2 separate regions of the Mus musculus genome follow, and region 2 is linked to region 1. Evidence: chromatin loops called from intact Hi-C (ENCODE). Cell type or tissue: heart. All regions are shown on one strand. Links, peaks and the distances in the headings refer to the core of each region. The heading gives the core; the rest is flanking DNA.

Region 1 (2,904 bases), core at 217-2,716:
TCCCACCTGAGTCCTCTCAGCATCACTTCCTTCTCCTGCGTCATTGCCCCCAGGCCGGAATGTCAGCCAAAGACTCACCATCTCATTTCTAGCTGTCTCTTCACTGATGAGGAGTGAGTGCAGGAGAGAAATTAATTGTGTTGGGTTTCCCTTATATACCAAATTAAGGCCTTTTGTTTAATCGATATAATTCTGGTTTTAAATATCTGTTATCTTCATTTTATGGGTTAAAACAGCTGGATATAGCCAGGCGGTGGTGGCGCACACTTTTAATCTCAGCACTTGGGAGGCAGAGGCAGGCGGATTTCTGAGTTCAAGGCCAGCCTAGTCTACAGAGTGAGTTCCAGGACAGCCAGGGCTACACAGAGAAACCCTGTCTGGAAAAAACAAACAAAAAACAAAAAAGTCAACAACAACAACAACAACAAAAAAACCCAGCTGGATATGAGAAGTTAGCCACTGTGTCCTCCAATTGGACAGTGGCAAAGCTGGGATTTGAACCCAGGACTCTCTGGACTTTCAGGACTGGTCATCATCATTACTCTGCTGTAATAATTTCATCTTTGCACTTGGTAACACGCCATTCCTAGTAGCAGAACCCTCTAGCATGGTGTTATCAGGCACAGAGGATCTGTCACAGATCTCTACTGTCAGAGACTGTGGCATTTTGAGCTGTATGGGGATGAGGTTACCTGGCTGAAACTGGGCCCTATTCATGGCTCCTGCTGTTGCAGCTTCACCACAGTTTGTCACCAGCACCCCTCAGGGGGACTGCTGGAGGCACTTTAGGTAAGAGGTGCTGCAGTCCGGTCTGACTTCTGCATCTCTAGCACCAGGCTTTAGTATGTGTGCTTGTGGGGAGCAGTATATTCTGTGAGTGCATGGAGAGGCAGGCCTTTCATGGGTCGCTTTTGCTTTCTTACTTCCATGCCTGTTGTTAGCCTGGAAGCTTGTTGGAAAGCACCTCCCTTTATTTTGATTTATGCCTATGCCTCCCTCCAAGGTAAGCCAATGGGGCCTCTATACACTGAGGACTGATCAGACCACTAACTACTACTGGCCAGAGTTGGAACCGAACACTTAGTGCTGTGGCCTCTGACAACTGGGTTCTGCTGTGTGGTAGGAACTTGTGCCTTTAGAATTCCATTGTGCAGCCGAGCTCTCCTCAGGCTGCCCCTGGTGGCCAGGGAAGGTAGCCTTCCCTGCACGATGCTGCCTTGCTGTGTATCCTTCCTTGCTTGTCCACCTCTCCTGTGAAGGGACACTGATGGTGGTCTGTTAGAAGGAACCGATGTTGGTCTGGCTCTGGGAGTCTGAGTGGTCTCTGGTCCATTTTTCCCCTTGGGTGAGTCAGTTTCTCTGCAGCCCTGTAAGGATGGTGCTCTCTTCCCAGCAGTAGAGGCAGTGCAGCTGCCCTGGAAGTACTGTGGAAGGGGGCTGTGAGGTCTGTGTCGGCCAGTATGTATTAATAGTGCAACACACTGTAATTTACAAGGGACTTCCCACATGGCTTCACATGCACCTTTGCTAGTAACCAGGACCAGTCAAAGCAGCCATAACTCAGGGCACATGACTGTGTGATTGACTGGGGACCAGGTGCTTAATATGCCCAGTGTTGTAGCCTGACTTATAGCTGAGTTCACAGCAGTCCTTGACACATGCTCATACCAAAAGTACACATTCACTCGGACTCCATCAGCTCCTTACACGTTCATTCAGAGGTTCCTTTGCTCCCGCAGGCTTATTCCTCATCACCTGTTTTCCTGGCCTCTGTTTCTGCTTAAGGCCCCTAGTTTACGTCTCAGGTTCCTTAAGACTGCAGCAGATCACAGAGAAGGTGCTCTCTTCCCACTGAGCCTGGCTCCTTCCTCTGCATTGTGCACCTGAGTGCCGCCAGCAACCATGGGGCTATGTGAGAGAGGGCAGCAGCATGCGCGCGCACACATACACACACACACCCGAACACAGGCACGCACTCACACATGCACACACACACCATCAGGTAGGCTCCAGAAGAGCCTTCCTTTCCTTCCATTACTGTGTGATATTCTAATAGTGAGCGGTAGGGAGGAACCTCTGAAAGGAATGAGCTCAGTCCCTGCTATTGTCTCATGGTGTCTGTCTGTCTGTTTTTCCATTGTGCAGCAGAGCTCTCCTCAGGCTGCCCCTGGTGCCCACACACTACATAATTCACGTAAGCAGAATCCATACATGTTTTGAATTGTGCTTCCAGGTTAAAGACAGCCACTTGCTATTATCACCCAGCCCTTTATTTTCAGGTTTAATATTCTATCCAGTGTTTCTGGGGGACAAAGCCCTTGTGCTGCTTCTCTGAGCACAGCGCCTCTCCTTGTTCTGGACACACTCACATGAGACTAGCATGCCAGAGAGTGGAGCTCCTGACCTCTGCTGTTCTGAAACTGGGAAGTGAGACCGCTCCATACTTATCACACATACAAACGTGTCATTTTCAGCACCCCCAGCCTTACCTTCAAGGAGAAACAGTCCCACTGCAGACTGTGATAAGCAGACTGTGGGCTGTGCATGATCTGAGAGTTTTGTGGCCTACAGTGTGTAAATCGCTGTGAGAAAGGTCTGTCCTTCCCTACCAGTGTGCTCACCTTCTTCCAGAAGCCTCAGGCACTTAGTGGAGGAGTACACCTGATGCTGAAGCCACGGACCAGGAACACAGCAGAGGAACCCTGGCAGCCTCTCCGCCTGCTGGAGGTGGACAAGACTGTGTACCGCACATGCTGCACAACTGAATCTGCATTTAAGTTTAATTGGAAACTAGTCTGACCCTGCCTACTTCAAGAACATCAGGAATTGGTTGCTTTGTCACAGCACTTCCCCACCTCCCATCCCAGGACTGTTTCTGCTGCTGATGATAAAAGTGAGCATAAC
Region 2 (2,904 bases), core at 263-2,762, 220 kb before region 1:
CCCTCCCTCTCTCTCTCCCTCCCTCCCTCCCCTCCGCCGGCTAAGGCCTCTTTCTGGAATGTTCCAGCTCTCCCTGTTCTTATTATGAGGGCAGGTGGAGATGTCCCTCCCCATTTCCGAGCTGATACAGCTTCCACCTCCCCCAGTCTCGCCGGGCAGACATTTTTCTCAGAACCACAGCCCCAATGAGCACCCCACACCCCAGGTTTCTAGAAGACCCGCAGTCCCACAAGCCCTGGTGCGGTGTGGGCATGCAGCTCAGAGGACACCCAGGATCCTGGGTGAGCTTTGCCCTGTGACGGGCAATACCTTGTCATTAATGAGTATCTCCATGGGGTTGTTGCCCCACTCGATGAGGACCAGTTCGTTGGCCTGCCCAGGCACAGCATAAGAGAAGGGTGTGCCCACTCCAGGCGCCGCACTGGACTTGAGCCACATGCACACGGTGAAGGCATACATCTCTGGCAGGCTCTTCTTCACCTTGGCATACATGTAGTTGGTCCGCAGTGGGAATGTCAGCTGAAACTTGTCTCCGGGGCGATTGTCTTTCTGACCTAGGGAGGACAAGTGAGTCCTGCCATCTTGTACCCTGACCAAGTGCTCGGGGTACAAGTCGTGTCTGGTCCCCATCATGTCTCGTGATGCAGATGGGGCCCAGGGCCAGCTGGCAAAGAAAAGCTGACCCAAGGTCTCTGCACTCCGGGCCTTGCCAGCTCTTGTTGCCACATGGTGCCATCCCTGGGGAGGCTAAGGTAGGGGGAGCGCACAGGACAGGCTGTGAGCCTGCTGGTGAGCTGCAAAGTAGGCATGGGGGAGAGAATGGGGCCTGCTTCAGTGCACACTGGCCAAGGGACTGAGAAGGTGTGGCTGCAGAAGAAGGAACCAGGCTAGCTCCCCTCTGAGCTGCCCCCGTGGGGGCCGACCTGATTTAGATGATGGTGCTCTGAACCTCTTGACTGTACTGGGCTTTTCTCTCAGTCTCCACCAGAGACAAGCATCCCTACAGCCTGTCCCCTCCAGTAAAGCCAGGATACACTGCAGTTTTGTGTGCAGCTGTAAGGACCTTTCCGAGGGAGTTGCAGGCCTCCCCCAGGGATGCTGCCTGGAACCTACTGAAAGGCAGGGCAGCAGCCTTCCTTGAACCAGGGCCCCCAAGGTGATGCTTTGAGGGTACCACAGAGCCTCTGATGAGCTGCCTGGAAATTGAGGCTCCAGGCCTGGTCACCTCGTGACTGCTAACCAGCATCCTCTGGGAAAGTCTAACGCTCACCTCCACCTCTACACTTCCTGTGGCTGGTCCTGCCCCCCCACCCCCACTGTGACTGATTCTCAGGGAAACAGGTCCCATTGAGCAGTGCATCATTACTCTTTTAGAGCCAAGGAATGCACCTGCCTTGCCAGCTCATGGCTGTACCCCTATCCCAGGAATTCGGACAGGAACCTAGTCCCCGAATTCAGAGTGACTTCTAGAAAGCAACAGGACAGGACAGGACAGGACAGAAACAACACCACCCTCGAGGCAACTGAGCAACGGAGCAGAGCTGACCCTTAGCGCAGACCTCTGCTAATTCAGGCTCGGTCGTCTGGGGAGGTGGGGGGTCAGTTCCAGTATCTCTCTGGAGTGTTTTCCTGTCCTGAATCTCCCACCCCTCCCTTCTAAGGTTCCTCTTTCCCTTGATGTTTTTCAGTTACATAACACGCCTTAAGATGGCACTGTTTAAATCCATCCTGCACATTTTGCAGTCCGAGCAGGGTCACGTGGCCCTGCTCTGAGTGGGGCTGCCCCCTCCTCCTCTTACAACCTTGTTTGATTTCTTTGACTTCAGGGCACAGCTCATCAGCACACCCAGGCAGGTGCTAAGGACCAGCCTGAGTTCATGACCAGGGCAAATGCAGCTGCATGCAAGATGGGTCACTGGAAAAAAAAAAACCGATTGAGAGGGCTCAAGGTAGAGAGAGGGACCCCTAAACCCTGAAAGGACACCAGGGCTACTGGGCAATTGGCAGAAAAGATACCCAATGGCCCCAGAAGGCTAGTGTCCAGATCTTTGTTGGTGACAGATTCCAGCTGAAAGCAAGGCTTTCATTACTAAGGAAGGCTTGGGCCACAAACAGCTACTGTGCAAAGTTGCTGGAGATTAAACAAATCAGACTTAAAAAAAATCCTGCGAGTGTCCTGACTGTACTGTACAATCCCTTCTTAAGCTCTGCTGCGTCCCTGGAGAGGTATCTCCAGCCTAGGAACTGGGCAGGAAGCCCTAACTGGGGAGGGATTACAGAGTGGGGCCGGGACAAGAGGCCAGGGCAGGGAGCAGGACCCAGGCAGGCTGTCTCTGGAGAGCATGCAGCACGTTCCCCTGAGCCCTTACCTTTCTCCAGCTCGCTGATCCGTTGGTGTAGGGAGGTCAAGGCGCTCTCGATCTTGGCCCTTTCCTCTGTGTCGTTCTTGGGGCCCCCTTTCCCCTCCTCCAGAGTGTTCACCCGAGACAGCACCTGCCGCTCCAGGTCATCGATCTTGCTCTGCAGCAGATCCTTGAGGCTGTTGGTTTGGCTGGAAGAATTGAGGCGGCTGTACTGCTGCGGGGGCATAAGGGCAGGGGAAAACCACACCGTTAGGCGTGCAGCCCGGACCGTGCGCGAAGGCCCGCGACGCGGTCCCTGGGGCGATTGCGGGGGTGGCCTGGAGGGAAGCTCCAGCGAGTGGCAGCCCTCGGTGCCCCGCAGGGTTCGAGAGGCGCCGGTCAGGCATCAGCGCGCCGAAGAGGCAAGGAAGGGGGGACGGGGGTGCCGGACCGGGTCGGGATGGGGTGGGCGAGGGCAGAAGGGCGCATAACACGGAGGGGAAACCGCAGCTCACGCGGACCTCGAGGTTCTCCAGTCGGGTTTTGAGAGATTGCAAAGTTT

What was found. Hi-C counts contacts between places; a loop is a spot of excess contacts. Peaks named below come from ENCODE experiments on the same cell type or tissue, not always from the same donor. Only the 100,000 strongest peaks of a DNase experiment are listed, where the experiment ranks them.
Region 2: a loop joins it to region 1, with 1.9 times the contacts of the local background. A loop is called at or near these places in 2 of 42 quality-filtered maps.

Annotation. Positions count from the first base shown.
Region 1 is chr11:119,768,712-119,771,615 of GRCm38, forward strand. All of the region lies in intron 6 of Rptor (regulatory associated protein of MTOR, complex 1), which reads left to right. Among named protein-coding and RNA genes, the nearest start is that of Rptoros, 64 kb to the right of the region's middle. In heart, for the core only: a CTCF peak has its summit at 1,167 (motif pointing left); no DNase peak of the experiment used is centred there.
Region 2 is chr11:119,544,283-119,547,186 of GRCm38, forward strand. It overlaps Nptx1 (neuronal pentraxin 1), which reads right to left. Exons shown (of 5, transcript NM_008730.2): 1 at 2,864-2,904; 2 at 2,370-2,577; 3 at 310-554. Among named protein-coding and RNA genes, the nearest start is that of Nptx1, 2.1 kb to the right of the region's middle. In heart, for the core only: a CTCF peak has its summit at 1,708; a DNase peak (open chromatin) is centred at 2,279; H3K4me3 peaks cover 489 bases; H3K27me3 peaks cover 2,500 bases.